Linked DNA regions of Homo sapiens: region 2 is linked to region 1. A link is an interaction called in ENCODE POLR2A ChIA-PET data of the cell type or tissue named here. Cell type or tissue: endothelial cell of umbilical vein. All regions are shown on one strand. Links, peaks and the distances in the headings refer to the core of each region. The heading gives the core; the rest is flanking DNA. Region 1 holds the start of FAM107B (family with sequence similarity 107 member B). Region 2 overlaps FAM107B (family with sequence similarity 107 member B).

Region 1 (16,221 bases), core at 4,620-12,619:
TCACAGTCCGCCCCATCATCCAGGGACCCGGGCACATCTTCAGGCGTCTCCGCGGGCTGGGCCGCAGTGCGGTGACTTGAATTCCGATTCGCACTGCCATTTCTCTCTGCATGGGTGCTCGAATCTTGCCTTTTCTCTGGAGCTCCTTCTGCGCTTGGGTGTCTTGGCTGTCTGCCTGCTTTGGCCACAGGCTGCACACGGACGGTGGAATGAGTATCAGCCACGCCGGACTGATTGAAGGAAGCACTCTCCCTCGTATTCCCAAAACAGGCGAGCAGAGCTGAGCACGGAAATGGATGCATGCTTCTAGAGGGAGACTTCAGTCTTTTGGTGAGTCTTGCTTTCCACGTGGACATGACTTGCAGTGAATCATTGCAAAGTTCAAACGGGGCAAGGAAATTTTCCAGGGGTCCACATCACCTCCACTTTGCTTATAGGAACTCTTTCCAATTGCCCGAAGAGAAGAACTTGCTAGTGGTTGCCCCTAAATAGAAGTTGGGATGGCAAGGCCACCTTCCCTGAGAGTCACTTAGCCGCTGGGGCCCCTTTGAAAGTGTCCATCCTGGGCAATTTCGCGCTCTTCCTTCTGTGATGCTGTCAGTGGCTAAAGAAAGCTGTTGGGGAGGCATGTGAGTGGCTCCGGTTACAGTTCCTAGGCAGGGCAGACGCTTCAGGGTAGGGTAGTGCCAAGTCAATAGACAATTGCTTCAGGTTACCTAGGAGGCATAAAGATAATGTAGCCTGATAGCATCTGCCATAATAGCGTCAGCCTGCGTATCAATAACATCATAACAGCAGCAAAACCTTCTTTGGTTACCCCCCTTCAAATATTTATTCCCCCAAACAAAACAAAAACGACCCAGTTGTCCATCACAAATGAAGACCCCTAGAAGGGCCACGACCCTAGCAGCTGTTTCATTATTAAAATAGGAGGTAGACTCAATCTTTCGCCTGGAGAGATGCGGTGTGATGTGTTTTCTGAATCTTTCTGGACTTTTCGGGATCTTTCCGGAATCTTCCCGGAATCTTCCCCCCACCCTCAAAACAAGTTTCCTGGTTTCAGGATCCACATTGCCTTTTCTGATAACTATAAATAGGTCTTTGGTAATTTGATTTTTTTTTTTTTACTAGCTAGGCTAAGTTCTTGATTAGTTTTCAACAATACCAAAAAGAAAAAAGAGAGCCCTACATTAACAATTATCCTTATGTATTATGTTATTATGTGTGGAGGTATTATGTACATGTGAAGTATTCTACCTATATGGTATATATCACCTACTTTCAGAAAGTAACTCCTTTTTGAACATAGATCTTCTGTTTCTCAACACATTAATATGTGAATGGTGAAAAATAATAAATTATAAACATATTCTAAGACAATTCAGAATCAAGATTTTTCCTTAGCCAACTGTCTGCTAGGAATGTTATAGAAATGTAATACTGTAATGCTTTTACCGTTAATAGTGATTTTAGGGTCAAGATTTCTGGGCATGTTACCCACTCTTAATTAATTTGTTTGCTCTCTCTTTTAATTTAATGTCAAGATGTGCTCTTTGGCCCAGACAGGTGGTAGTTATTATATTATGGCACTGATTCCCGTTTTACAGAGGCAGAAACCAATTCTTTGAAATTTCATGTGACTAAGGCAAGTTTATGCCACTAAGAAGGGCTTGTTGGGTGCCCGAGATCCCTGTTCTCCTATCTGTCCTCTGAGTCTCATTCTATCTAACAATCATTTTATAGATGTAATGGCCATACGGGAAATATTGTTCTAAATGGACAGTCATATTCATAATACAAAAAGGCAGATATGGCTTTAGAATGAGTGGATATGGCATCAAATGCACATTTTATTTTAGTCTCTACTGAAAGTTAGAATATAGAAAGCTTCCATTTATTTAGAGGTTACCGTGTGGCAGGCCCCGTGCTATCCAAGCTGTTTCTGGCTTCCCAGGGTTGTGAGCTCATTCTTTTTTCATTGTGTCCCAAGTGCAAGCTGTCCAAATTCCCCACCCATAAGAAATCAGGGGGTTCAGGTTTCTACCAGGGTCCCCCCTCCCAGATATTCCTGGAGACCCCTCGGAACTGCACTTTGTCTCCCATTTGACTTGGTTGCTACAGTCCACTCGGGTCGGGTCGTGCCATGCTGTGCCCCTCCAAGCACACGTATAGTAAATCGGGGCTGTGATGCTGCATAAGACATTTTTGAAGGCTTGGAGGTAACAGGAAGGGATTTAAGAAAAGAAAAATGCACTCTTACACCTGGTTTCATTCACTCATTCATATATTCATTCAATTATGTGTCAAGCCCCTTTTGGAACAGAGAGTCAGCAGTTCACAGTGCAGCTTGCGAGCGGCCACATTCAGGAGACCGCTGAGGAAGAAAGCTCAGAGCCACTTTCTAGGTCTGCGGAGGCCCTGGGCTTGCATCCGGGCTCTGAGGACCACCTCTCCTCGCTCAGTGGGTGTGCTCAGAGGCACGCATGAACTCATCGGAGTTCCAGCACTGGCCCGCTAAGAACAGTAGACTTTCTGATTAGTGTGTTGCTAAGTCTGACCTAGAATAACACTCAGTAACAGGCCATGGTTATTGAGTGTTTGGTATCAGACATGAATCTCAGCAAATTAACTCATTTAATCCTCACAACCCTAGAAGAAAGGTGATATTATTATTCCCATTTTTACTCATTAGAAAACCAAGACACAGAAACTTAAGTAACTTGCCCAAGGTCACAGCACTGCTTAAGGAAATGAGAAAAGGTGATGAGTCCAGCAACCTGGCCCCAGAGCTCATACTTTTCTCAGTATGCAATCCTGCTTTCCAAAAACACACATGCACGTGCACACACACAGATACATACTCCAGAGAGGACATTTCCAATGACCTTGATCCAACACTCTACCTCTAAGAAGTTATTTTGTAATGACGATCTTTAAAAAGTCAGGAAACAACAGATGCTGGAGAGGATGTGGAGAAATAGGAACACTTTTACACTGTTGGTGGGAGTGTAAATTAGTTCAACCATTGTGAAAGACAGTGTAGAGATTCCTCAAGGATCTAGAACTAGAAATACCATTTGACCCAGCCATCCCATTACTGGGTATATACCCAAAGGATTATAAATCATGCTACTATAAAGGCACATGCACACGTATGTTTATTGTGGCACTATTCACAATAGCAAAGACTTGGAACCAACCCATATGTCCACCAACAATAGACTGGATAAAGAAAATGTGGCACATATATACCATGGAATACTATGCAGCCATAAAAAAGGATGAGTTCATGTCCTTTACATGGACATGGGTAAAGCTGGAAACCATCATTCTCAGCAAAATATCACAAGGACAGAAAACCAAACACCGTATGCTCTCACTCATAAGTGGGAGTTGAACAATGAGAACACATGGACACAGGGAGGGGAACATCACATAGCAGGGCCTGTCAGGGGGTGGGGGCTGAGGGAGGGATAGCATCAGGAGAAATACCTAACGTAAATGACGAGCTGATGGGTGCAGCAAACCAACACGGCACATGTATACCTATGTAACAAACCTGCACGTTGTGCACATGTACCCTAGAACTTAAGGTATAATAATTTTTTTAAAAAAGAATTTATTCTGTAGATATACTTGTGCATAAATGTATGTCCCAGAATGTTCGCAGCACCAGAGTTTGTAATCACAAAATTAATTGTTAATCAATAGAAGACAAGTTCATATATAAGAAAACATCTGGCTGGGCGTGATGGCTCATGCCTGTAATCCCAACACTTTGGGAGGCCTAGGTGGGAGGGCCCTTTGAGGCCAGGAGAGTTCAAGGCCCGTCTGGGCAACATAGTGAGCCACCGTGTCTACAAAAAAAAAGTTTTAAAAATCAGTTGGGCATGGTGGTGAGTGTCTTAAGTCCCAGCTACTTGAGAGGCTGAAGTGGGAGGATCGCTTGAGCCCAGGAGGTGGAGGTTGCAGTGAACCGAGATTGCCCCACTGCACTCCAGAGCCTGGGTGGCAGCCCCTCGCAAGCTGCACTGTGAACAGCTGATTCTCTCCAGAAGGGGCTTGGCACATAATTGAATGAATAAATGAATGAGTGAATGAAATCAGGTGTAAGAATGGATTTTTCTTTTCTTAAATCCCTTCCTGTGACCTCCAAGCCTTCAAAAATGTCTTGTGCACCATCATATTTTAAGACTCTGTCTTAAAAATAAAAAATTTAAAAAACGCAAAGAGATCACAAAGCATCACAAGACATATGAGAAGAACTGTTACCGGAAAGGAGTGGGGTACTGATCCAGACCCCAAGGGAGGGTTCTTGGATCTTGCACAAGAGTTCGGGGCAAGTCCACAGAGAAAAGTGAAAGCAAGTTTATTAAGAAAGTCGAGGACTGAAAGAACGGCTGCTCCACAGGCAGAGCAGGGCACTCCTGAAAGCAAGAGGAGGAAACACCTTAGGTGCAATGCTTGTTCATATTATATATAAGCCCAAAATCATGAGGGAGATGTACTCTGCTACAGGGGCTTATGACAAACAGTTGTTAACCTTGGTGTAACTACTGTCTTCTGCAAGAATCTGTATTATTATTTTTAAAGAAAAACTTACTCTTAAACCAAGAATGTTTTTGTTCTTAAGATATCGGGACATCAGGACATTTCCTGGATCTGTTATTTCCCGGGTCTGTTAAGTCCTGAATCTCTTCAGTGAACTTTATTAACTTGTTCCCTTAACTGTAAATATCCTGTTGACTAAGAATGCCTCACCTCCTGGGAATCCAGCCCAGCAGGTGTCAGCCTCATTTTACCCAGTCGCTTTCGAACCAAAGTGACTCCATCTTGAATAGGGGCTGAGTAAAATGAGGCTGAGACCTGCTGGGCTGCATTCCCACTGCATCTTGAACAGTACTGCCTATGACAGAACTGCAATATAAATGACAACACCCAAGGTAAACAAAAGAAAAGATCCTAGCCAGGAAGAAAGAGGGAATGGCAGTTGGACAGGCAACAGGGTCTGTCACTCAGAGGATGGTGCAGGTGTACCGTAAGTCACAATGCAGATTGATTCTGAGCAAAGATCCTGGGGGAGTGTAAGAGGGAAAGAATCTTAGCAGCTTGATACCAGCAACATTCTTGTTGAGTGTCACATGACACGGATCCTAGAGAATTTTAAAACATTAACTCACTCTGCCCTAAAAAACTGTTTACATAGTCGTAATCATATAAATGCCGTCCAATTTTCTCAACTTTCAGAAGGAATATACAGGCCAACAGTTGCATATGATGGCTCTCAAAAACAATTTGGCCTCCAGACAGATTTTGTTTGGCTCATGACATTTTTTAAAAATGACTGCACAGCTCTTAGGCCACAGGAACCATTCTTCTCTGTATCTCTCATTAGGTCAGTTCCCAAATTTCTGCAAACAGGACCCCGACGACATTTGAGTTTAATGCCTCAGGTGGGTAATTTCTTATTGTAGGGTACCCAGCATTCTCTCCCTTTTCTTTTGGTAACAGCATCCTGATTTCCTCTTTGGAAACCCCTTCAGTGCTTTAGGTGAGGCTTTAGGCCTGGTTCCAGGGGAGGAACCTGAGATCAGGGTCAGGTAATCAGCCTGCCCTTATTCCCTGTTCAGGGACTGGAGTGAGAACACATGGTTCCAATCAGAATAAATCCCCAAACGGGCTGGACACAGTGGCTTACGCCTGTAATCCCAGCAGTTTGGGAGGCCAAAGCTGGCAGATCACGAGGTCAGGAGTTTGAGACCAGTCTGACCAACATGGTGAAACCCCATCTCTACTAAAAATACAAAAATTAGCTGGGCATGGTGGCGCATGCCTGTAATCCCAGCTACTCAAGAGGCTGAGGTGGGAGAATCATTTGAACCCTGGAGGCAGAGGTTGCAGTGAGCCAAGACCCGCCATTGCACTCCAGCCTGGATGACAGAGTGAGACTCCGTTAAAAAAAAAAATCCCCAAACAGGACTACTTGGAAGAAACTTTCTCTTCTTCCCATTGGATTTACTGGACTTAAACCTGAGAAAGGGAAGGGAAAAGCAGCTGCCAATATCTTGACTCCTTGGGGGACACTCACCCAGGCTGCAGCCAACACAAAGAAGAATGTAAGAGCTGGAGAAAGAGAACCTGGGTCCTGATAACATTTTTGAATGAATCTTTACCTGAGGCTGAAGCTATCCCTACATATTGCTGCTTGTGTTGTAAAGCAAATAAATTTATTTTCCTGCTTCACCGGCTTCAAGTTGAGTTTTCTGTCACTTTCTACTAAATGAGTCCTAATCAATATATCACTCAGGTGTACCAGCAAATCATGGAAACCTTCACCATGGTTGCAGAAGAGAATGAAAATTTTATCAACTTGACAGTGGCAAAATAAAGGGAAAGCTGAAAGATTTTGAACGATAGGAAGGTTGTTATGGAGGGGGTGATATGAGCAAAGGGAAGGTTGAGTTTGCTAATATTCTTATATTTCAAAGTCAAACGATGCTTCCTATGGTTGATACAAAAAGCAATCAAGTTTTAAGTGTGGTGTTTGATGTTGCAGAAGTGACAAGGGGAAAACTGGAAATAAAGATGGAACAGTGTTGGGAGGAGATGGGGTGTAGTAAGTAGCTAAACGCTCATCTATCTTATTAGAAAATCAATAGATAATGTCTAAAGTTGACAGATAAATAGAGGCATAAGCATATTAGTTAGTGGGAGAGATATCCATCTATCATAGAAAAATGTCAATAAATAATATTTTAAGTCAATGAATTAAGAAACAGAAATATAAACATATGATTTATATTACGGTGCTATCTATCAAAAAAAAAACTAAAGACAAACAGTTATAAGCAGTTGCCTTTAAGGAAGAAGAATGGAAATGAGGCAGAAGATGATTCCTTCTATTATAAACTCTTACGTATGTTTTATATTTAAATCATATAGAAGTATTACTTAATAGAATTTTTTTAATTTAAAAGGAATAAAGTCAACTTACATGGGGCAATATGAAAAATTGCCAGGAAATACTTTGAATGACAAAAGCAAATTGAAAAGTTAAGCACATGTGGATATCTAAAAATATACCCATATAAATATATACATGTATGTGCTTACTTTTATGTAGAAAAGCTTCAGAGGAATGTCCAAGAAGTCTTCTGCCTCCGGAGAGGGGACACTAAAGGTCTGATTTGGGAGGAAGATGCTTTTCATGGTATACCCTGTTGTACTGTTTGAATTTTGTTAACCATGTGCAAATACTAACTTTTCTATTAGAAAAAAATAGCATGGAAACATCCCAAGGTGACAAGGCACCAACATGCTCAGTTCTAGGTGAGGTCTCAGATGAAAATCAAGCATGTGGCACCAATGATCTCTCCAAAGGGGAGACCAGCAGAGCGGATCTCAGCCATTCAGTGCCTCCATCAGGATGCCTTAAGAAGATTTGTCATTTTCCATAGAGAGCGCATAGAGAAAGCACTATCACTGGGGCCCATGTCTTCAAACATCATTGATTGAGAACTCACTGCAGAGCAGGTTCTGAGTCAGGTGCTACTTGGAGTGAAATAAGCCAGGATCCTGCTCTCTTGGAGCCCAAAGGGCAGTAGAGCACATGAGTGAGTGTGGTGAGTGCAGTGAGGAAACCCGCTGGCTCCTGGAAATAAGATAATGACCCAAGTCAGGAAGCCCGGCTGATCTTGCATCCCCTTGTTTCCTGAGTCTCACTTTCTCTGTGGGGATCCCGCTAATCGCTTCTGCCACAGTGGCCTCGGGAGGCACTGCCCTCTGCCTTAAAAATCCAGCCCAAGAAAAGGGACACAACTGCCCCTTCTGCACAATTCAGCGGATAATCATCTTTGGTGCATGACCAGACTTTGCTGATTACAAAAGGCAATTATGCCTCTCTAAAAAAAAGTTTTCTTTTTGACTGTTTGCTGGGTAACATCATTGTCGGTGCCCCAAAGCCCCCAGGTTATTTGTCGCAGGGTCTTCCGGGGCTTCCGGTCTGCCGAGTTCCTGTTCAGCATCTGGGTAGCATGGACTGTCTTACCCCTGTCAAGCCCATCTAGATAGGCCGGGCGCGGTGGCTCACGCCTGTAATCCCAGCACTTTGGGAGGCCGAGGCGGGCGGATCACAAGGTCAGGAGATAGAGACCATCCTGGCTAACACAGTGAAAACCCGTCTCTACCAAAAATACAAAAAAAAAAAAAAAAAAAAAAAAATTAGCCGGGCATGGTGGCATATGCCTGTAGTCCCAGCTACTCGGGAGGCTGAGGCAGGAGAATCACTTGAACCTGGGAGGCGGAGCTTGCAGTGAGCCGAGATCGTGCTATTGGACTCCAGCCTGGGCGACAGAGTGAGACTCCGTCTCAAAAAAAAAAAAAAAAAAAGGCTCATCTAGATTCCTTAGAATCTAGGCTTAAGCGATAAGGCCCTGGGTTCCCTCGCTCTCCTAAGAGCCACCTTGCTAGTCATTTCCTGCCCCAAGATGATTAATGCTGAGAACATCCTCTGCCCTAAGGGAAGACCGACCTTTGCTCCCAGGCCTTAGCCTTGGTACCAGCAGGACAGCACGCACAACGGAGTTCAGGAGTCCCACATCAGTCCCTGAAAGTAACAGGAAGCATCATTTCTTTCTCAGTGTGGAGGAAGGAAGGTCACCTAACCAAGACAGGAGGGGCAGAGGAAGGGGCAGGAAACAGATCTGGGGTATAAGACCCAGAAACACAGCAGTGGTTGTAGATAAGGCCAGGATCAGTGCCATTGTCTGATTTCACATCCTCTCCCTTCCCCTATATTTACACTCATGCACTGCGTAACAATGTTTCAGTGAACAAGGGCCCGCATACATGGCAGTGGTCCCATAAGATAATAATACTGTATTTTAGGTTTCGATACACAAATACTTACTTGTGTTAAAACTGCCTGTAGTATTCAGTATAGTCACATGCTGTCCAGGTTTGTAGCCTAGGAGCAATGGGCTATACCCTATACCCCAGGTGTGCTGTGGACTCTACCATCCATGCGATATTTGTACAGTGAAATTGCCTAATTTTACGTCTTTCAGAATGTATCCCTGTCGTTAACCAGCACATGACTATATTTTTAAATCAAAGTGAACTTAAAATGGGGATTCACTTCCATTTTTTTGGTAAGGATTTTTTTTTTTTTTTTTTTTGAGATGGAGTCTGGCTCTGTCACCCAGGCTGGAGTGCAGTGGCACAATCTCGGCTCACTGCAACCTCTGCCTCCTGGGTTCAAGCGATCCCCTGCCTCAGCCTCCCATGTAGGTGGAATTACAGGCACCCGCCACCATGCCTGGCTAATTTTTGCATTTTTAGTAGAGACAGGGTTTTGCCATGTTGACCAGGCTGGTCTCGAACTCCTGACCTCAGGTGATCTACCCACCTCAGCCTCCCAAAGTGCTGGGATTACAGGCATGAGCCACCACACCCAGCCTTTGGTAAGAATTTCTCCAACATTTCTGAGGTCAGTGAAAATGCCCTAATTGTGTTGCAAAACTAGATTTGACTGTCATCGGGTTTGCCTGGAAGCAAGACTGCCCTGCCTTCACAATCTGGAATTCTCTTTACTCCTCTTTTTAATCCTCACACTGAATTCCCAGCTGATTACAAAATTATCTTCCTTCAGGAAAAAGAAATCAAAAGCTTTTCTGCTTTCTACCCAAAAGTACCGCTGAAATGTAAAGGGCTGGTGAATCAGGTAGCCTAAGAAAAATACACCTTTCCTGTCTGATGCTCAGCAATGCCCCAAGCTTCAGGACTCTACTGACATCATTATCACTTCTTTTTTTTTTTTTTTTTTTTTTTTTTTGAGGCAGAATCTTGCTTTTTTGCCCAGGCTGGAGTACAGTAGCACACTTTTGGCTCACTGCAACCTCCGCCTTCCAGGCTCAAGCAATTCTCCTGCCTCAGCCTCCTGAGTAGCTGGGATTACAGGTGCCCACCATCACGCCCAGCTAATTTTTGTATTTTTATTAGAGATGGGGTTTCACCATGTTGGCCAAGCTGGTTTTGAACTCCTGTCCTCAAATGATCTGCCTGCCTCAGCCTCCCAAAGTGCTGGGATTACAGGTGTGAGCCACCATGCCCGGCCATAGACATCATTATCACTTCTACTAATACTTCAGAGGAAATACTGATCAGGTTCCTATTTAGCTTCCTTCAATGGACCCTTGTCCTTTGGGTGGATTCAGAGACCCCCAGATATGCCCACTCCCCATCTCCTGTCACTATTCTTCTTGGCCCACAGCCTGCATTCGGGGGGGTGTTCAGCCTCCTGGGGTGGCCGGAAGAACAGGCAGCCAAAGTCGAGGCCATCCCTGGAGAGTTAATAAAGCCAGATAGAATTCTATCCTTGGGAAGGTGGCTAGGCCATGTCATTGCACAATCAGTACGATGTCTTATCTGCAAATAGTGTCCAGCTGTCTACAAATTTTTGCCCCAGTTGTTTCAGAGTGAAAAAGCATCTGCCTTAAGCCACATGCCCTGTATCCTTTCCCAATAGCTGCCCCTTGGCAATGTGTTGTCCCATATTCACATCCCACCTGCCCTAGGACTTCCAGCCCATTGCATTCTTCATCCTCCCAGGGCCAAGTGTGCTAACCATCCTTGCCTTCCTGTGTGACACACTATGGGCAAGTGGTGACGAAGGAATGAAGAGAGCAGGTCCTATAGCAAGTTGCCCACAAATGAAAAATCTTCATACTGTATTAATCTTTAAAAGTAGATTATAAAGCATTATATATGATCTCATTTGTTAAAGAAAGAGCCATTAAATTTTAAAGAAAAAGTGAATATGATTCCTGATACAGGTCAAAGCACTAATCCAAGTTCTAAATGACTCACGAGTAGTAAGATAACTCCACTAAAATAACAGTGAAATCATTTAAAGGGTTTAAAATGATAATGACAATGAGGGCAGAAGAAGAGACAATAGAGGACAATAGACATAAATGGAAACTGGAAAGGGAGCAATAACAGACTTAGCTGAATGCAACCTGTGCATCTGCAAAGAATACAAGATGAGAAGCACATTGCTGAACCCCACACACTCTCCCACTCTTAATGTTTCCCAGAGCCTTAGAAATCGGAAGCACCAGGTGATCTGGAGGTCTGGGGGTGTGGGGGATCATTTGAAAATTTACCAAAATAACAGTTAGACACTGCTCTGGTTGGAATGTTTATGTATCTTGTTAGGTGCATATATGTTCATGATGATTATGTCTTCTTGCCCTTTCTAGTCTTTTTGACAGCATATAAGAGGAGTCTTATATACTGTTCCTTATTCTGTTGAGTATTAAAATTGCTTCCCAAGTTTAAAGCATGATGTCTTTGGTTACTTGCACTAGACACATTTGAGATGGTATGTACTTCTTTTTCGTTTTGTTTTGTTGTTGAAATAGGGTCTCACTTGGCCACCCAGGCTGGAGTGCAGTGGCATAATGACAGCTCACTGCAGCCTTGGCCTCTCAGGCTCAGGTGGTCCTCCCACAGCCTCCCAAGTAGCTGGGACTATAGGCAGGTGCCACCGTGCCTGGCTATTTTTTGTATATTTTTTTTTGTAGAGATGGGGTTTCACCATGTTGCCCAGGCTGGTCTTGAACTCCTGGGCTCAAGTTATCTGCCTGCCTTGGCCTCTCAAAGACTGGGATTACAGGCATGGGTAAATACCATGGTTTCCAAATACCATTCTTCAGTAAAAGAAAACAGAGCACTTTGGAGAAGTAGTTGAGGCAAAGAAAACACAAGATGAGCCTGGAGGCATACTGTGGTGCCAGAAAGTAAGGAAGTGCTGAGAAAAAAAGAACAGGAATAGAACCATGTCAAAATCCAACCCGAAAGAATTCCCAGCGACCAAAGCTGGAACAAATTAAACAACAAAACAAATTTTTTAAAGTATAATAATATAGAATTGGCCAGGTACAGAGGCTCACGCCTATAATTCCAGCGCTTTGGGAGGCCAAGGTGGGTGGATCACTTGAGGCCAGGAGTTTGAGACCAGCCTGGCCAACACGGTGAAACCCCATCTCTACTAAAAATACAAAAATTACCCAGGCATGGTGGTGGGTGCCTGCAGTCCCAGCTACTTGGGAGGCTGAGACAGGAGGATCACTTGAGCCCAGGAGGCGGAGGTTGCAGTGGGCCAAGATCACGCCATGGCACTTCAGCCTGGGTGACAGAGTGAGATCTTGTCTCAAAAAAATAATAATAATAACATAGAATTATAATCCAAAGAATGAAATCAATATTCACAAGACCATATTGATTTAAATAAATACATGGGGAAAAAGAGGCAGCCCTTTATTACAGAAGAATATAAATAAGTAAAGATAGAAATAAGGAAACTAGAAAATCACCATTAAAATACCACATGGACTAAGGATAATTACTATGGAACAAAGAATTATAATTCCCCAAAGGAAAGGATTGTCCACTATAACATTTATGCTTTCCCAAGGCAATATATTTTTGTTATTGTGTCAGTCGGGGTCTAAGTGTCAATGGGGGTCTCAGCAGGCAACAGATGTTACCTTCACAGTATTATATTAAAGGGAGCTTAATAAGGGACTATGTACAGAGAGGTGGGCAGGATTAAGGGAACCCATAAGGGAAGGTAAAACATCCAGACCCGTGGGTCTGAAAGGTCAAGGTGAGGGAACCTGGAACCCAGAAAGAGCTGGAGCTCTAGAAGCTGGAGCTCATTGGCATCTAACAGAAGCAGATGAGGTGCATTGAAGAGAAATGAACCCACTGCCAAAATTTCAGCAATACAAGCAGGGAATGGGAAAAATGAGTACCCCACATCTCTCCCCCCGCCCCCTGATCTGTTGATACCTCTCGTTGCTCAAACCCAAGACAAAGAGACAGAGGAACCCACTGATACAGTCCACAGAGGTCAGCCTCTGGGATACAGAGCAGGGCGAGAAGCGTAGAGAATGATTTCAGAGGGACAAATGGAAAATACGTTCACATGAATCGGGGGAAACAACCATGAATTTTAATTTTACGTATAGTGCTTACGTAAATCGGAGAAAAAAATTTAATTTTAATTCCTGTCACATAGGAAAAAAAATTTGACTTGGTGAAACCCACAATTGTCCTGATGGTCTCTATATTTCACTTTTGGGACAGCAGCATTTCAAAAAAAAAATTATTGCAAGGATTTTTAAATCATATTATTTCCTAGGTTTTTTCTTGTACATCAACCATACTGCACAATGAGAACTGATATTGGCATAGGCATAGATGATTACGGAATCCTCTGCAGCTAAGAGAAAAGTATGCTCTTCTTCATTCATGCAGGAAATGGACTAAAAACACATTAAACATTTTGACAATGAAGATCAGAAGAGAATAGCTTTTTATATTTACTCACAGTAAACCAAAAAAAATTAAAACTTTAAAACAATTTCTTGAGCAGAAATTTTTTTTTGTTTAGTTTTAGACACAGGGTCTTGCTCTATCACCCAGGCTGGAGTGCAGTGACTCAATCATAGCTCAGCACACCCTTGAACCCCCGGGCTGAAGCCATCCTCCTGCCGCAAACTGTCAAAGCGCTGGGATTCCAGGCGTGAGCCACTGCACTCATCTGAGCAGAAGTTTACTATCTTTATCATATCAAGTTATCCTCACCCTTTATCTCATGATACTATCCCCATTTACTATCCCCAGCATCCTCTGATCCTGATAGGGTAGCAGAGAAAGAAAGTCATTTGTAGAGGAAACTGAAGCAATGGCCGACTTCGTACCCTATGGACAGTAGCAAGCTAAATCCAGAAGGGAATAAAGAATGTTTTTGAGATTCCTCAATAGATTGCCATCTGCTGACTAATCACATTTCTGTATAAGCTTGTTTCTCTGACTGTGCCTCTGAATGATAAAACAAGCATGTTTGGGGCCATGAGGACGCATTTCAAAGAGTAGCGGGCTCTAACTCAGAAGTCTCATATTCTAGTCCCAACCCTGTCACCGTGGAGCTGTGTGACCTTGGACAAATCATGGCTCTGTCTTGGCTTCCATTTCTTCCAATGGAAAATAAAAGTCCAGGTCTACACTCCTGCTCTCAGGCCACTCTGGGAGGGTTTCTCTGTTAGATATCAGAGAGTTACGTATATTATTAAATAACCTGTAATTAACAAAATGATATCCAGATATTTGGTGTGCAAACACTGCCCTCAATTGCTGTGATCCATGAGAAACTTGAGGAATTTGGATGTGTGTAGATCATCAGATGCTTAAGAAAGGCTTCAGAGTGACCAATGGACCATGCTGTGCATGGAGAGTCACGGAAGGGTGCATTGTCAGGGATGGTTCTCGGTTTGTCCAGGAGCTTCCCCTCCGGGAAGCTTTGCCTTCAGAGGCTCCTATTTCCCTTGCCTAGGAAGAGGCTGCCAACTGCTCTGTCGACTTCCCTAAGACCAGTTCATTCCACCCTCAATATTTGAGCCCAGAGTGCAGCAACAGAAGCCCTCTTGCTTCTTTGCCTCTCAATAGCCTTGGCTTTCTCTCCTTTGGCCTGAATTAATCGTACTAACCAGAAGCATATTTAGGGGCCTTTAAGACTCAAGCAGCCTTAGGCCAGCTAACAGACACAGGCTGTCAGTGGATGCAACCAGCACCTATTAGATTTTCTCCCAGTTCCCATTTCTGTGTTCAAACACCCTTCTATTCACTGCCTTCCTAAAAGCGATTTTCTCTGGATATTGGAGGATGACTGTATCAGTTTCCTAACCACCAGTTATGTTGGTTATGATAGCAAAAGAAAGAGAACTCAAGACAAAATTGTTTCATCAAAATAAGGAATTTGTTGGCTCACCTGAGGGAGTGTAAAACCAACTTTGGGCAAGATTATAGATGGGGCTGAAGGATTTTTCCAGATTTTAGAGGCATGAACACTGTTGCCAAATCTCCTAAGAGAAACATTTATTTAATATAGCTCTGAAGGGTTAAGCTTCTTGGAGCAGGTGACATCTAGATGGAATCCTGAAAGATGAGTAGGATAAATTGTACGAGAAAAGAGGGAATTGGGCGACAGAAGTATATTAGTCTGTTCTCACATTGTAGATAATGACATACCCGAAACTGGGTAATTTACAAAGAAAAAGAGGTTTAATGAACTCACAGTTCCACGTGGTTGGGGAGGCCTCACAAACATGGCAGAAAGTGAAAGGCACGTCTTACATGGCAGCAGGCAAGAGAGAGAATGGGGACCAAGCGAAAGGGGTTTCCCCTTAGAGAACCATCAGATCTCGTGAGACTTATGCACTGTCAAGAGAACAGTATGGGGAAAACTGCCCCCAAGATTCAATTATCTCCCATCGGGTCCTTCCCACAACACATGGGAATTATGGGAGCTACAATTCAAGGTGAGATTTGGGTGGGGGCACAGCAAAACCATATCAAGAAAGAAAGACATTCCAGATAGAAAGGGAAGCACGAGATGAGGCCTGGAAGCAAGAGAAAGCAAAGTTCCCTTGGGACATGGCCAGCCTTTCATATGGCCGAAAGGTAGGAGAGATGAGAAATGGAACTCACAGAAGTCAGCTGCAGGTAGATGAAGGTGGTTCTTCTTCACCACGCTGAAAATATAAGCTTTGTCCTGAGGGTTCTTAGGCGGCACTGGATGAATAACGACAGCGCCTCAAATAAAAGGTGCTGTGAAAGCTGAACCCAACATTATATGAAATGAAGAATGGCCAGCCCTATCATCTGCTCCTGATGGGTGCAGAGGTTTAGGGTTAGGTAGATATATAGGCAGCTAGTTCTGAAGAACTGCTTTCCTCAGACACTTCCCAGTTGACTGTGATATAGGATTTACTAAATCCTAGACAGCAACAAGTAGAATATTTTAAAATTGCTATAATCAAAGGAATAGTAATAAACAAGAGGCTTCGGTCTGTGTCAAACAAGAATCTCCAGGCAAAGAGTTGAAATCAATTACATGAGTTCAAACACAAAAAAAGAAAGAAACTGTTAGGTAACCATAGTATGCATCCAAACTGTGACTGGTCTTTTAAAATATGATTTTATTAAGTTACAGTTCAGCTGGGCACAGCGGCTTGCACCTGTAATCCCAGCACTTTGTGAGGCCAAGTTAGAAAGATTGCCCAGAAGTTCGAGACCAGGGAATGATAGGAAAATCCTATCTTTACCAAAAGTAAAAAAAAAAAAAAGATTGCCAGGAGTGGTAGTATGTGCCTG
Region 2 (16,221 bases), core at 4,931-12,930, 240 kb before region 1:
ACCTGTAATACCAGCTACTCGGGAGGCTGAGGCAGGAGAATAGCTTGAACCCAGGAGGCGGAGACTGCAGTGGGCTGAGATTGCGCCACTGCACTCCAGCCTGGCGACAGAGTGAGACTCTGTCTCAAAAAAAAAAAAAAAAAAAATGAAATGCACCAAACGCAATGCCTACAACACAGTAAGCCTTCAATAGACATCACCTGCTATTAGCGCTGTCACTGGCAACGAATAAGAATAAATTAGTAACAATAATGCTGTCACTGCTGCCCAAGGTTACCAAGCTGCTTAAGAGCAGGACCAAGATTTGACCTTGAGTCTGTGTAATTCCAAAAGGAAGCTCTTAGGCACTCCATGGGCTGGGATGATGGATGGACGAACCAGATTTGACTTTAACAGAATGATTTCCTGTCTCTCAACAGGACTTTAGAACCTTTCTAACATCACAGCTTTACGATCCCAAACAGAAAACATCTTGCAAAGGATGACATTAAAGTGAGATGGGAGGCAGGAAAGACATATTTCATTAAAATATATCAATATAAATGATTTTTATAAGAATGTTAATGGCAGGCCATTCATAATAGTCCCAAACTGGAGGCAACTCAAATGTCCACTAACAGTAGGATGGGTAAGTAAACAGCGGTGTGCTGACATAGTGGAATACTATGCAGCAATGAGAATGAACTGGCAATTCTGCAAGCAAAGCACAGCTGAATCTCACAAATACAACGTTAAGCAAACAAAGCAAGATGCAGAAGAGTATATACTGCATGCGTCCATGTACATAATGTTCAAAATCAGGCAAAACCAACCTTTGATGTTAGGTGTCAGGATAATGCTTATTTCGGGAGTGAATAGACGGCAGTACCAATGGGGCTTCCAGGGTCTGGAAAAGATTGTTTCTGGATAATACAGATTCTGGTGACACAGGTGTGTTTCCTCTAAACATTCACCCTCAATCAGTACACTTTTTTGGTGCATGCCCTCCTCTGCATGTGTAAGAGTACACGTTCAACAGCTATTAAAATTACTATCCACAAGTCACTTGGTTGCTGCTGCATAATGACAATTCTGTCATTTCATCCATAGTCCATGGGAAGTTATACAGCATAATGGAAAAAAGCATCAGGCTTGAAGACCACCCATCTTGAATTAGAATCCCTGGTTAGGTCACTCATCAATTATTGATTTTATAAAATTATTTAACCTGAGTCTTGATTCCTCAACTGGAAATCAGAGCTAGTACACTTGCATATGCAGAGTTGGTCTCAGCATTCTTGAAAACTCATGGAAAACATCTACCATCCACAGTACTTGCCCACGTGGCAGATGCTCAACAAAGTAGGCAAACAGTCCCAACAAACTAATTCATTACTCTAACTCTCCATTACTTAATGTTCCATCAACATGAAAGTGAATGACCGTATACCGCAAGTACACTAGTTTAAACAAAGAATAATGATGAACCCAATCTTGGCCTCTGCTCATTTTTCCAGTGTGGACAGGGAAGGGAGAAAGTGCTGTGGAAGAAAGAAAATGACTGGAGCAGGATCTCAGAGAGGCTTGTGCCAAAGTTGGGTACCCAAGACCCAGCTGGTATCTGTCAGAAGAAAGTGAGGCTGATGGTCAAGCAATGACAGTTTGGGCTGCTTTCCATGCAAACTAGCAAATTACTCCTGCAACTAAATTTCTTCAGCCTTGTACCTCCCCAAAGTCTGCATCTTGGCTAAAAAGAGGCATTTTCTATATTGTCCAAATATATCATGATCAAAGCCAAAGTTAAAAAAAAACAAAGCAGTTCTCACATAATCTAGTTTTGCCAGGAAGTTGGATATTCAAACAAACTTAGAAAAGACTGAAGACAAAATACAGAGAGAAAATGAAAACAAAAACAAAAATACTCTAGGGTGTGAGAACAAGAAGTCTCTAGATAGAAGAAAACTAATTTAAAATAAACAAAGATTCATTCAATTCCTGGCTCAGGGAAGGAGGTAAAAATGGCTTAAGGGGGGAATAAAATCCTTCAAGGGCCCACAGACAACTATAACAGCCCCTTGTCTTGGCAAGAGGCTGATCCTTGGTGACTTTTTTCACCCAGTTGAAAGTCCTAGGACTGCAGATAAGACACAAACCCTGCACCCTCACTTCCTCTACTCCTGTGCAGATTCTAGAATTCCCTGGTAGACTGCAGAACTACCCTCATCCTGTGAGTAGTACCTGGTGGGAGAGAGGAATGTCCCCTAGGTTCAGCCAACAGCAGCACATCTATGGAGAAACGAGAAGGGCGACCAGACGTCTGCCATGTTCACCATGTGGACGTGACACACAGGCAGAGCCTGCTCCACTCTGCAGCTCTGGGTGTCCCAGCCCTAGTCAGTCCCATCTGAAGCCCCAAAGCACAGAATGTTTATCAACCAAAGAGGTGCATTTGAGCTTATTCCTAGGGCAATGGCTGGGCCTGAGAACTATTCCAGAGAAATTTCACCCTGAGAAGGACCTTGGCTAATGTTCCCCAGACCAACTGCTACCTAGGAGCTGGCAGTGTCACTTGGCCTGTCAGGTGTTTTTTCTGGTAAGAAGTGCCTGTGCTTCTGGCCCTCAATGTCTGTCCCCAAGGGCTGTGATCCGTGGTCACTAACAGACAACAAATGTCATCCTTCAAATATTCACAGCAACAGCATGTTTCTATCCGCATGACAGTCCACACCCGGCAGGGTTTTCTCAGGCCATCCAGGGCTCCCTCCTTTGGTGACACTCTCCTGGGCCTCTCCTGGGTCTGGGGCTGGTATTTCCTTGCTGATGCGAAGGCAGCCCCTGGACCACCCTCCCTCTGTCCTCCCCCTGTTCTCCCCCAGCTTTCTGCCCACACTTCCTCTTCCCTCCCTTTAACGCCACCAGCAGTCCAGGCAGAGGGCCACAGCCCTGTCCTCTTCTCTCGATCATGCCTCTGGAAACCCCATACACCTTTACCCCTTCTGCTACAAGAGCTGTTTCTAAAGTGTGTGTGGAGATAGTTCCTGACTTCCCAAGCTCTGGCTCTGAAATTCCAACTTCGTACTGGAATGTTCACCTCAGAATCAACAGGTGTCAAGTTGAGCTCCCCTTTACTCACGATTTATTGAAGGCCTCTGAGGTGCCAGACACTGCCCAGGTGCTGGAAAGGACACTGAAAGGACAGAGCCAACCCCACCCCACAGGGCCTACACTGTAGCAGAAGTCATCCCAGGCGAATTTGAGTTTGAGCTATTGTTTCTCAAAAGCAACAGAGACGACAGCACACACACCATTCTTCCACTGAGAAACAATCCCTCGCAGTCTTCCCTTAACTTCCTTATTTCTCCCAAAGGTTCTATCTCACAGGTTTCAACCCTAAGTACAGAATCGATCATCAGTTCCCTTCCATAAACGCATCTGAAAATCGCCCCCTATCACCAGTCGCTCATCCCTCATCCTGGGAATTGTGCACTTGGCTTCTCCATGGCCTCCATCCCCTCCGGTTGCCTTTCCCTCTAATCCGGCTGCATCCTCAGTCAAATCCAATGAGCTAACTCATTTAATCAGATCAGGGCTACCAAGCCGAGCATCACTGGTCACCTCAGGAGAGGATGCTAAACTGCTTGGCCTTCTGTGGCCCCCTTCTCGATAGTGGAGTCCTCAATTACCTTTACAAATGTGTGGTTCTTAACTCTCTGGCATCAACTCTAGGCAGCCAGTACACACCAAGCCCGTGCACGTTCCCATCTCCACCTCTGCTTCCGATTTCCTCCTGGGCAGAAATCCCTCCTCCCCAGCCAGTAAAACTCCAGGCACCTTGCAAAGACCAGCTCACAGCCTGCCTCCCCGAGTCTTCCCGGGGCCTCTCCTCCGGAGACATGTCCTACTGTTTGAACTGCTGTGGAAGACTCCACTGGACGCCCCTTGCCTCAGGCACTTCCCCGCCTGTGGGCTAATTTCCCACGTTTCCACACTGTCTCCCCTTGAAGGACACAGAAGTCAATCTCTGCAGAAGGGAAAAGACCTCTGAGTGACTTCCATCCTCTCCCCTATGCTCTGGCACAATGGCTTGTACATAAGCCATACAAAGTAGCAGTGGCCTCACAGTGACTAGCAGACACAGAAGAGCTAGGAGAAAGCTGGAGCTGCCGACTCCTTGTGCCTCTGGCTGACCTCCAGAGGCCAGCAAACCTCTCATCTTACCTCCTATTGCCTTCCCCAGCCCTGGGCTGTATGTCACACTGTGTGCACCGTATTAAAACGTACTGAATGGGCCGGGCACAGTGGCTCACGCCTGTAAATCCCATCACTTTTGAGAGGCTGAGGCAGGCAGATCACTTGAGATCAGGAGTTTGAGACCAGCTTGGCCAAGTAGAAACCCCATCTCTACTTAAAAAAATAATAATAATAATACAAAAATGAGCCAGGCATCGTGGTGCATGTGTGTAGTCCCAGCTACTTAGGAGGCTGAGGCACGAGAATCGCTTGAACGCAGGAGGCAGAGGCTGCAGTGAGCCAAGGTCGCGCCACTTCACTCCAGCCTGGGCAATGCAGTGAGACTCCATCTCAAAAAAAAAAAAAAAAAAAAGTATTGAATGAACAGGATAATACGGGCGGTTTAGAGTACCCAAATGAAGGAACTCACCCCACCAAGTCTTCCCTGGCTCCTCCTCAGTGTTTCCCCTTTACACTCCTGCAGGACTCCATTAATACCTCTTGTAGGATACTGAAGTCTGATTCTATTAAAATTAAATTTGAAGTTGTCTTCTTTCTCATGTTAACCCCACAAAGGGAGGGCCTGACTCGCACTCAATTCTTAACCTCAGAAACATCTCAGTCACATAGTGGTCAGCTGAAACTGACCAGATAATGCTCACCTTACGCTTAGAAGGGCAGACATCAGATTTCCAAAAGGAGCCAAAAACTGAGTAGGGGAGGTCAACCCACGCTTTGAACAATTCTGTCTTCATTTGATCTTGAAAGAGCTCAGAAATAGTAAGACATAATCTTCTTAACACATACCAGTACAGAGAACCAAATACCCATTTCTCTAACCAACAGACGTGCTTTTAAGATGGCTCAAAAAAATCCTCACTAAAACTCCGTAACATTAATTGCTGTGTATCAACAGTGAGTCTTTTGCCAAAGAAAGATAACTTAGACTTTTGTCTGGTGAGAAATAGATATATTAGTACACTGGCTTGCATAAATATTCCCATGAAATAATTAGTTCATTAATATGCAGCACATTAATCTGCAAAAACTTCTAAGCAATGGAAATCCTGCCCAATTAATGGATTTCTTTAATAACTGATTGCCTTAAACTCATTGGCCTTAAAATTGATAAATTACACTTATCAAATAACATTTGATAGATGACTATTAAGTGATTTGGAGTTTCTCTCTCCTATGTAAAGTAGCTTGATGAAATCTGAAATTCAAGGACTCTTGATTTTACCAGCAAAGCACGTTCTGTGGTCTAACAGTGTCACCCAGTGGTAAAAGGCACAGTTTGGTGTTCAGGGGAGCTGTTGCTTTTTAAAAGAAATAACCCGTCATACGTGTTTCTTTACTAAAAGGAAAAGAAAAAAAACACTTTTTTGAATTGCAAGAAGAAAACTAGTACGTAAATTCTAAAAAACATGACTGGCACAGAAGTGAGCAGCTCTTCATCCAAGGCCACTCTGAAGCCTTTGGAGACCACTCAGGAAGGAGCATGCAGTCCTGAGCTCGGCCTCCTGAGCTCGGGAGAGAGGCACGGTGGTGTAGGACCCGTGACTCAGGAGCAGTGCAGGAGGAGTTGAAATCAGCCCGTTCTCCAGGCCAAACGAGAGACCACAGGCCACCCTCGCTCTCAGCTGCACTGTGTCCTTCCTGTTTTGCCTGTCTACCATGCAGCCACAATTCTCTAAAGTTCAGCACTTCCAGAAAAAAGAAACAAAAAGCAGCCAATTCTGTTCCAAGGTTCACTATCTGATCCTAAAAACTTTAAAAAAAAAAAAAAAAAACCAAAAACTCTCATATGGTGAAGCTTAACTGAAATAATAAATTATTTAGCTTCCTTATCTGCAAAAAGAGAAGGCTGTGCCAGATGACCCTTGAGATCCCTTATTAGTGAAATGTTCTGATAATAAAGAAGAGTTTGGCTCACCTGCTGGTCTCCACCACACAGGTTTATAACCAAGAGCCCTACAGCTCTTGTCCCACCCTGAGGGCCTGACTGACCTGTGGAGGGCCCCACCTTTCGCCTCCATTCACTCACCCCTGTTCCCAAGAACCACTGACTTCTTTACATGAAGCCTACATTGAGTAAGTTTTTAGGTACAGATGCTGAATTACCCAAGCTGTATCCACCCTCACTCCAGGCACCCCGAGGAGAGACTCAACTGCTTGGCCCAGGGTTAGAGAGGCCCACACGGGAAGGCAGAGTGGAGCAGATGTTATTTAACCAAAAGTCTGTATCCTGGGGCTCCCAGCTACCACAGTCAAGAAACACATTTTTAAAAAATCAAGACCCTTGAACTAGCAGCAGTAGTCACCCATACCGTATACGATAAATAAAAGTAAGCCAATGTTTATTCTTCTTTGCATAAAATCACCTATACCAACACTTATACATTACAGCATCATTCAGTTAATTCAAGTCTGAATCCCAGAAACTCTCCTGAAATCAAGCCACAGTTCAGCCCTATTCTTCCTAGTTTTTCCTGACATACTTTTGCTTACTCTATAAATCCACGGATATTCTTCTTGCCTACTCCCACCAAAGCCCAAATACACGTGAAAAAAGTTAATCATGAAGTTTTTCTTATTCCCTTACATTTAGAAAATCAGCATCTACTCTCATAGACTACTTGTAAGAAGACAAATTTCTGCTACTCTCTGAAGAATTTGTTGGCAATGTGTAGCAAAAGGCCTTACCGTGAAACACCCTTGAACGCAGTAATTCCACTTTTAGGAATTTACCCTAAAGACATCAACAGAGATGTAGACAAGTGTACACAGAATGATATTTATTCCGGCATGGTCTATGATAGCGGAAAAAATGGAAGCCATTTAAATATCTAATAATGGAATACAGTGCAGCTTAAAATCATCCATTATTAGAATAAATAATGAAAGGGAAAATATTCACAAGGCACTAAATAGGAGAAAAACATTAGGCTCCAAACAGTATGCCCTTTACTTTGGAAAACAAATGCCTACGTGTGTGTCTGTGTGTACAAATGCACAGCATGGTGATCCTCAAAGTGTCATCCCAGGGTCCGAGGCATCGGCACCATCATGGAATTAGTTAAATGCAAATATCGGAGATGCAGTGAGTCAGTCTCTGGGGGGTGGGCCCGGCAACCTGTGTTTTATCATGTTTGCTAAGTGTCACATAACCTTTGCAGTAGACATTAAATTTATTCCATCATACAGATAGGGAAATTAAGGCCCAGCGAGACTAGGTGACTTGCCTAAATCTACAAGGCTAATTAAATGGCAGCTAGCAGCATCATGCAGCTAGCTCCAGAGTCCATGCTCTGAGCCACTTTGCTACAGCACCTCTCTATTTTAACTCTCCTATTTGGACGTGTGCTCTTTCTGCTAAATTAATGGCAGGATGCATCCCCCTGTTGTCTGATCACCTTCATAGTGGTTTAGCGCTTCTGTTACAAAGCTATTGATCTGGGGGCTGGGGGTGTCCTGGGCTCTATCACTAACATCCCCATTAATATATCTCTTGATGAATACCTGGTTGACATCTTTGAAGGCTAAAAAAAGATATTTAGATCTAAGTGAACATTAAATACCAGCACACATAAGCAAAAACTTGAATGCCATCAGCAATGACATGCAGCAGATACTGACTAAACACACAAGGCACCTGTTGCCTGCTAGAGGGGAGAGGCCATGTGGCAATCCCATGCACAGCTTCCAAACCACCTGGCCACCATCTTTGAAATTATACAAGTTTTGATTGACTTCTTTTCCTTTTTTGGTTTTTGCATGATTTCAAAATTTGCATGTAACAGAATCCTTATTTATATTATGTTATAGTCACAAAATTAAAATTGGTAAAATAAAGTTATCACACTTAATTCCTAAATTGCAAGTTCCTGAATAAAGAGACCTCCCTTGGAATTTTTCTCCTATGTTATTTTCTGAGGAGAAAACACCTCGGTCATTCATCTCAGGAAACTACAAAGAGGATGGACTGAGAAGATGGTTGATTTCGGCCTAATCATTCCTGAGAGGAAGGAAAATACACAGACCACGAAAAGCTTCCTGCTGGGCTAGCTTTCAAAGCCCTCAAACATTCCTGTCTTCAAGAGCTGACTAATAATTCCGTAATATTTATGACCTGGCCCAACTGGCCAAACAAACTAATACTTTCAAAAGAAGAGACTATCTTCAAACAGACTTAATGACAGAAACTTTAGAAGGAACACAGAGACCAGGTGTTCAACTTCCTCATTATGACAGATGAGGAAACTGAGGCCCAGAGAGATGAAATGACTAAGTTAAGAGAGTGGCAAAGACATTCTGGACCACACAGTGGCAAAGCTCGGACTAGGACCAAGATTGGAGTCTGGTCCACTCTTCACTACCCAACACTGCCTCTCACTTCTGACTGCTTTGCAAATTTTCTAAATTGACTGTCCACATTTTCTACTGATCTGTGGGTGTTTTGGCACCGTGAGTAACACCACCATTAACATTACCTCTGGATCAGTAACTGGATGGCATCTTTGAAGACTAATATGTTTCAACTGTAAGTACACTTTAATAACAGCTCGACAGTTTTATCTGCTTCTATAGCTGATCACGTTTTAAGATAGTACAGTCGTCATGATGATTTTTAAAGCTTCTCAAGCTAGGCGAAAACTACCCATCTGCCTTTTTTAAAATTTGCATTATTACCATTGAGCAGCTACAATGTTTAAAAACCAGTGACTGCTCAGACACGGTTATTTAGACATCCTCTAAGTCCCTACTTCCCACTGCATCTTGCTCCATTAAAACCTATTCCTCAAGCATCAGCATTCAGAATGAAATTAAGTAAGTTGGTGAACAAATTAAATTCAACCCTACCGACCTTCAAAGTAAAGACCAGTCTAATTGACAACCTGACCCCCATATTCCCATCAGAACATAATGAATGCTCAAAAACGGACACAGATGGGCCCACATTACTACCACAAAAATAACCAGATGCCCCCTTTTCTCACCAACATGTATGATTGCAAATTCTTTACTGCATGGCCACTCTAACTCTACTTTAATCTCCTACCTCCTAGATAAAAGTTGTTGGATACCCAATCACTGAATTGTTTCTGCCTCCTGGCCACATCCAACCCAGATCTGGTCCCATTTCCCTAATTCCACCTTCAAATCACCCAGTCCAACAACAACCCCAAGTCTGCCTTTCCAAAATAGTCCCAGGGTTCTTCTGGGTACACTGGCCCCGGCAGAAGCAAGCTAAACGAAGCCAACTTCTGTATAACTACACGTTGTGTTCCTGGTGGGTTTTGGCTGATGAGATTCGACACTGTTGTCTGAAGTCACTAGTAACGTATGGCAGAGTAGAAAGAACCTTAAATAAAAGGTCCACAAACCTAAATCCTGACTTCACTTCTCTGGGTTTGTTTCCTTACTGGTAAAATGACAGCCAGTCATTCTATCATTTTGTAAGTTTTTCATCTCAAATCTCCGTATATTGGCCAAATTGTGGGTCAAACAGGTTTGTTTCTACAGAAGAATATGTTCTAACTTCCAACCACTCACTCACTACAGGTTGAGCATCCCTTATCCGAAACACCAGAAGTGTTTCAGATTTCAAAGCTTTTCCAATTTTAGCATATTTGGAATATTTCTGAGTATCTACACTCTGAAATGCTCCGGTGAGCATTTCCTTTAAGCAGCATGTCAGTGCTCAAAAAATTTTGAATTTTAGAGCATTTCAGATTTCAGATTTGGGATGTTCAGCCTGTATTTCACTTTTGAAATACTGAATTAGTTAAGGGTTTGTCTGGAAAACTTCATTTTTCACTCTTAAAAAGAAAAAAGAGACCTTAATGCCAGAAACAACGGTAACAATGATGTGTTTTTTCTGTAGGCTTAAAATGTTCCATAATTAAAAGAATTTAAGTTGGCTCTTATTTGATTTCTGCTTCCGCAATGAAAACTGAGCGTGAGGACAGGGACACATCTCTGTCTGGGTCTTTGGAGGATTGTCTGTCTCTAACCAAACCCTAGAGAACAGCTATTTCCATGGCCCCGGCCCTTTTAATTAAAGTCTGTTTTCCCACTTCCCTCTCTTCAGACCACCTGGTGGGCTTTCTGTGAACAACCAATACGCAGGCTTCGCAGGGAGGACACCAAAAACAAGAAAGGAGTAAAGCAACAGCTGTCAGCAAGACCAGGACCCACAGCGCTCGCTGGTTGAGTTAACCTGGTTGGCTGAACCAGTTACTATGTCTCCTACGGGGGAGCACAGGGTGGGCCTGAAGATCGAGAGGGGAGCAAGACGTGGTCCAGGAGCTCCCTGCCTGGAGGAGAAGAGAGCAGACGCGACAGACGCACCCGAGGGTCAACAACTGGGAACACGGACACCCTGGGGGTCCAGGGGGAGGCACAGGGAGGCCTCAGGGACCAGATGCTCTTCCGACTGCACCTCCTGCCAGCTCCAGGGGAGGTACTTGTGCCCTTGTACACAGGTCTGTGAGGGTGCGTGGGGCGTAGGTAACAGCACCTGGCTGCAAGTAGCTGGAAGCGCAGGGCTCCTCTGCAGTTCACACGAGAATGCTGGAGTTGGCCCAGGGCTGCTTCATCGCTTGGAGGTGGCAGGAGGAACCTGGGCTCTTCTCCTAGCCCTGCCTCAGCTGCCCCAGATACACATGGGAAGAAGGGAAGGCAGAGACAGCCCCTGAGGAGGGCTCTCTCCAGCTGCGAAGGCAGGCACTCCCAGAAGCCCCCGGGGGCCTTCCTCCATCGCCTCATTGGCCAGAACAGTGTCACATGACCACTCTAGCCGCAAAACGTGCCAGAAAAATGCAAATTGGCATCCAGCAGGGAAGAGGGGATGGCAACGGCTGTCAGGTGGACAATCAACCCTCCTCTACAAGTACACATGCACACGCACACACACGCACACACACACCGACTGAATGCTGAGTCCCCCCAAAATTCCTATGTTGAAGCCCTAACCCCCAAAGTGACAGTATTTGGAGGTGGGACCTTTGAAAGGTAATTAGGTTTAGATGAGGTCATGAGGCTGCAGCCCACATGATGGGATCAGTGTCCTTATAAGAAGAGGAAAAGAGACCAGAGCTCCTTCTTTCTCAATCTCTCTCCCTGTACTCTCCAGCCTCAATGCCATGTGAGGACACAATGAGAAGACGGCTGTCTGCAAGCCAGGAACCCAATCTGCTGGCACCTTGATCTAGGACTTCTAGCCTCCACAAGTGTGAGGAAACCAACATCTATTGTTTAAGCCACCCAGTCTGTGGCATCTGTTATGGCAGCCTAAAGAGACTAAGACACATACAAGAGTCAACTGCCTTCAAAGGCAGGCCATCCTCCTGACAAGGGGCTTGCGAGGCCCCTCAGTTAACTACTCTGGATCCCAGCTCCAAGCTGAAAGGGAAACAAGAGCAATCGGAGTTTCTTAGAAGTGCTGAGTACTCGCAGCATCTATAATAAAAGCTGCAATAAGCAATAAAGATGAGAGAAGTTTAGGCCTTTTGGCCTCAGCTTTTCCATTTATGTGAAGCCTCCCTTTTAAACTAAGGGGGCTTTGGCAAAAGTTTAAATGTAAACACATTTGTAGTGAGTGTGGGTACTGGAATAAGGGAGTAAACTACACTGCCTCTGAACTTTCCCTGATTCAACTCTGCACATTAATTCAACTCCCTCTGGAGGCTTGTGGTTCCAGGACGCCAAGCCTTGCCATTTTCCCACAGGCTGCCCTGTAGAGTCACGAGTAAACAAAAGCAGGGCAACCCCAGCTCCATGAGACCGTTCATTCACCACCGACAGTGATCTCAGTCACCCCATCACAGCACACCCAAACCCAGAAACTCGAAGTGATCTCCCCACAGGACTCAGCTGAAGCCTTTCACTATCTGTATGGACAGTAACAGACACAGGAAAACTTAAAAGCTGAATGGGAAAATGACCGCATCCTGCAAGTGAGCATCCTACTTGGCAAACAAGGAACACAGAATGATGAAAGCCTAAAAACAAAGAGCTCACTGGTAAATACCCAGACATCGGGTGCCACATGTCTATAGAGCATAACAACCGTTTTTCTTACGGGAATGGAAAGGAGGCTGTTTTAGAAAATATTCAACATTTCAAAAATTCATCTAATTCTGGAGTTAAAAGAGGCCTTCGAGAAATACCACTTCATTTTAGTGATGAGGAACAGAGACATCAGTCATAATCCAGATCCTATAGAAGTGAAGTGATCCGATTTATCTTGACTCCAACAGGATGCTTTTAAGGATCATTTAGGACTACTGCAGTAATCTCATGTCTACTTTGTAAGCGTCCATCCTCAAGTCAATTCTCTGTCTGTCTCTCTCAAAACAAAGCCTTAATAGTCACTCCTTCCCCACTACACAAGTCTGTGAGAACAACCACCACCTACCACTGAGTCTGCAGCTCTAGTCCTCGGCTGTCAGGTATGAGGACTTTTGCCCCAAGAACCAATACATATCCTCCATCAAGTTACTCACTCTGGCAATTCATTGCATTGCAATCAAGTCTGTTACTACCTAATAACTCTATGGTCAAGTGATGTTTGCCCAAAGTCTCAACACACCATCGAGGGATTTAAATCCTACAGCAGCAGTATGACTCAGGGAAAGAACAGAAAAAGGTGGCGTGGCACCCCTTAAGTAAATGCTCCACCTGATACGAAGTCCACATGAAATGGAGAAATCGGCTTCTTTCCCTGAGTTACCCAAGTTGTCATGCTTTCATTTCTTTTGTTGTAACAGGATTCATTACCCAAGAACCCAGCATCCTATCAGCTTTGACTTCACTCACAGCTCTTATCACAAAGGTCAGAACTTTTTTTAACAGTACCTTTTTCAAGTTCACATAAATAGGAGCTACTGGTTACTTTAACTAAATGAAAAGGACAAGGACAAAGGACACGTTAACATACTCATAATGAAAACTTGTCTTTTACTGACAGCTGGTTATAGAGGAAATCACTCATCACTTCGAGAGGAACAATTGTAAAATAATTATGTAACAAGAAAATACAGATCATCATAGCTAACTACTTCCTTTATGCCTTAAAAAAATTAATCTGAACAGCTTAATTACAGTAGGATAGTTTTACCTCCTTAAATGGATTAAGTACTTAAAAATGTAGCACAAAGGCCATGAAAAATGAGACAATTCTTTTAAAAGTTTTCCGAGGCAACTCAGAGTTGAAAGAACAAAATCTAAAAGTCATTCTCTACATTTTGGTTTATAATTTTGTTTTGTTTTGTTTTGTTTTTTGAGATGAAGTTCGGCTCACTGCAATCTCTGCCTCCCAGTTTTAAGCGATTCTCCTGCCTCAGCCTCCTGAGTAGCTGGGACTACAGGCGCCCACCATGCCCGCCTAATTTTTGTATTTTCAGTAGAGACGGGGTTTCACCATGTTGGCCAGGCTGGTCTTAAACTCCTGACCTCAGGTGATCTGCCCGCCTTGGTCTCCCAAAGTGCTGGGATTACAGGTGTGCGCCACCTCACCCGGCCGATAATCTTACAAATGTCAAACTGAGTAAGATTCCAATTATTTGTGAGTATACTTTATTCAAGATTTTAAAATTCAGTTTATAGTAGAAAGTACATAAACACAGTGGTACATGGGACATGTTAATTAGGAAGGACACTATTTTCCTTTTTTTTTTTTTAAGGACACTATTTTCCTAATTTCATCTATGAATCTTTAGAATTGAAGACATAAACCTTATTTTCCACTTACAAAATGTATTAGCTCTGGAAAAAAAAATATCTGTATTACCATTACTATAAATCATTATACCTGATAACAACATATTATCACCAATGTTAAGGAATATCTTTTTCTCCTTCTATAGTTTAATCCACTGAAATGCCAGTCTCAATAGTCCCTATTTGTACCTTTCTGGCTTTATCAAATTCTCCCCAGTTCTCCCCCAAAAAGGCTTCAGAACCTTCTTGGTGGCCTGTGACACTAGCTTTTCATATTTCAACCCTACAGCGGTTGGACTGTGCTTCCTGTCTACTTTTGCCACACATTTAGCCTCTCGGAGACCTGCCTTCTGTGACATATGGTGTAGTTCTATTGTAAAGGATTGTGAACTATTTTATTTAGTGTAGAGAAAAGAAAAATGACAGCCTTAGAGAAACAAAACATTTTTAATTTGAAAAGGACGGTCTGTGTGATCACATCTACTCTGTGTAATTGCCTGTGATAACCGGCATGGCTATGTGTGACCCTCCCACCTAGAAATGATGCTTGGGAAGATCTTGGTGGGAACCACAGAAGGAAGGAGGATGTTGCAAAACATTGCCACTGTGATGACCAAAGTCCTGAACCCTAAAATGGGTCACGGTGAATCCACTCAATGGTGATGGAAATACAGCTAAGAAAGACTCAGTTATAAGCACTTTCCTTCTCTGCACAATTAGACTTGCTCTAAAGAACTCAGATAAACTTTCTAAAATATCTCAGATCGGAGGCTTTCAAACGCACTTTATCTATATACAGTGATCCACTACCCACACACACCCAACAATGAAAAAAAAAAATGAAGTCAACGTTTCCAGGAGAAATACATAGCCTTTACAACATGCTGTATACTGTGATAAGTTCATTATTTTGGCCAGGCGTGGTAGCTCACGCCTGTAATCCCAGCACTTTGGGAGGCCAAGGTGGGTGGATCACTTGAGGCCAGGAGTTCGAGACCAGCATGGGCAACATAGCCAAACTCCATTTCTACTAAAAATACAAAAATTAGCCAGGCACACACTCGTAATCCCAGCTACTTGGGAGGCTGAGGCCCGAGAAAAGCTTGAACCCGGGAGATGGAAGGGTTGCAGTGAGCCAAAATCTCACCACTGTACTGGGTGACAGAGTAAGACTCCATTAAAAAAAAAAGTCATTATTTCACTTCGTTGTAATGCTTGTTGTGACCCACTAAACTAATTTTATGACCCACTAACAGACTGCCTAGCAGCTTGGAAAATCCTGCCCTAATTCACTTACTTAAACTTGCCACAGTAATTTGGCAGCTCTCTTGAGACTAGCGAAAGCACACAAAAACGTCCAACAGCAATGTACATTGGATGAGCTTGCTCTATACCACCTGTCATGATCTCTTCCAAATGGGAAACATTTAAACAGTTTTATTTGGGTTAATATTACTGATAGTAAGACATCATCTTCTCTTCCACCTAATCTTTAAACTACCTTCTCCAATTGTTAAAAAATAATCTCAACTCTTTTTACCTGTGTGTGAATGAGGGAGAGAATACAAATTAAAGATGACTTCAATAATTATATCTGTTCACAGGTAAGTTTTTCCCCTACATCATGATGAAAGCTGAGGAATAAAGATGACCGAGACAGTAAATTTCCCCACACTTACTAAAATACTTTGTAAAGCAGTTCCAACAGTTTCTCTATCCACAAAATTAGTTTCAACTGCATTCTCCTTTAAAAAAAAAACATAGTGAAAGTCAGTTAACAAGTTTCTTAATGCCAAAGCAATCATTCTATCTGCATAATTTTCTAAGAAGCTGAACAAAATTCCACACCCTTAGCTCAAATTAACAATGGGTAAGAAGGAAGTTCTCTGGTCCCTGGTACCAGGAACCAGTCAAGGGCCATTTAACCCCACCACACAGGAAACTGGGCAAAAAGAGTAGGGGAGACACTAAGAACTGAGGCACTTTTCATACTGACCAAAACAGATGAGGCAACAGTAATAGTATGACTCGCAGAAGGAGCCCAAGCTTTAGAGTCTGAGAAACTCAGCCCAGCTCTGCCACATATCAGCTGGCCTTAGTTCAGCAGCAAAAACAACAAAAATAATTACTTAACTAATATTAGCTTTGAGCTGGGCAGTCCTAACTGCCATTATCTCAGTGAATTTTTACAACACTCTGAGGTAGGTTCTGAGGGCCAGAGAGGCTAAGAAACTTGCCCAAATTCATAAAATTCATAACAATTAATAATGGGAGGGCCAGGCTTCA

What was found. ChIA-PET counts read pairs that join two places held together with the same protein. Peaks named below come from ENCODE experiments on the same cell type or tissue, not always from the same donor. Only the 100,000 strongest peaks of a DNase experiment are listed, where the experiment ranks them.
Region 2: POLR2A ChIA-PET joins it to region 1 with 15 read pairs; 3 of 35 experiments call an interaction of 5 or more read pairs at or near these places.

Annotation. Positions count from the first base shown.
Region 1 is chr10:14,774,308-14,790,528 of GRCh38, forward strand. FAM107B (family with sequence similarity 107 member B) reads right to left here and starts at 590. Exons shown (of 5, transcript NM_031453.4): 1 at 1-590. The coding sequence starts at 356. In endothelial cell of umbilical vein, for the core only: no CTCF peak of the experiment used is centred there; DNase peaks (open chromatin) are centred at 7,614 and 8,654; H3K27ac peaks cover 2,928 bases.
Region 2 is chr10:14,537,708-14,553,928 of GRCh38, forward strand. All of the region lies in intron 2 of FAM107B (family with sequence similarity 107 member B), which reads right to left. LOC124902381 (a long non-coding RNA gene) reads left to right here. Exons shown (of 3, transcript XR_007062063.1): 3 at 1-140. Among named protein-coding and RNA genes, the nearest start is that of MIR1265, 110 kb to the left of the region's middle. In endothelial cell of umbilical vein, for the core only: a CTCF peak has its summit at 10,297; a DNase peak (open chromatin) is centred at 8,284; H3K27ac peaks cover 463 bases.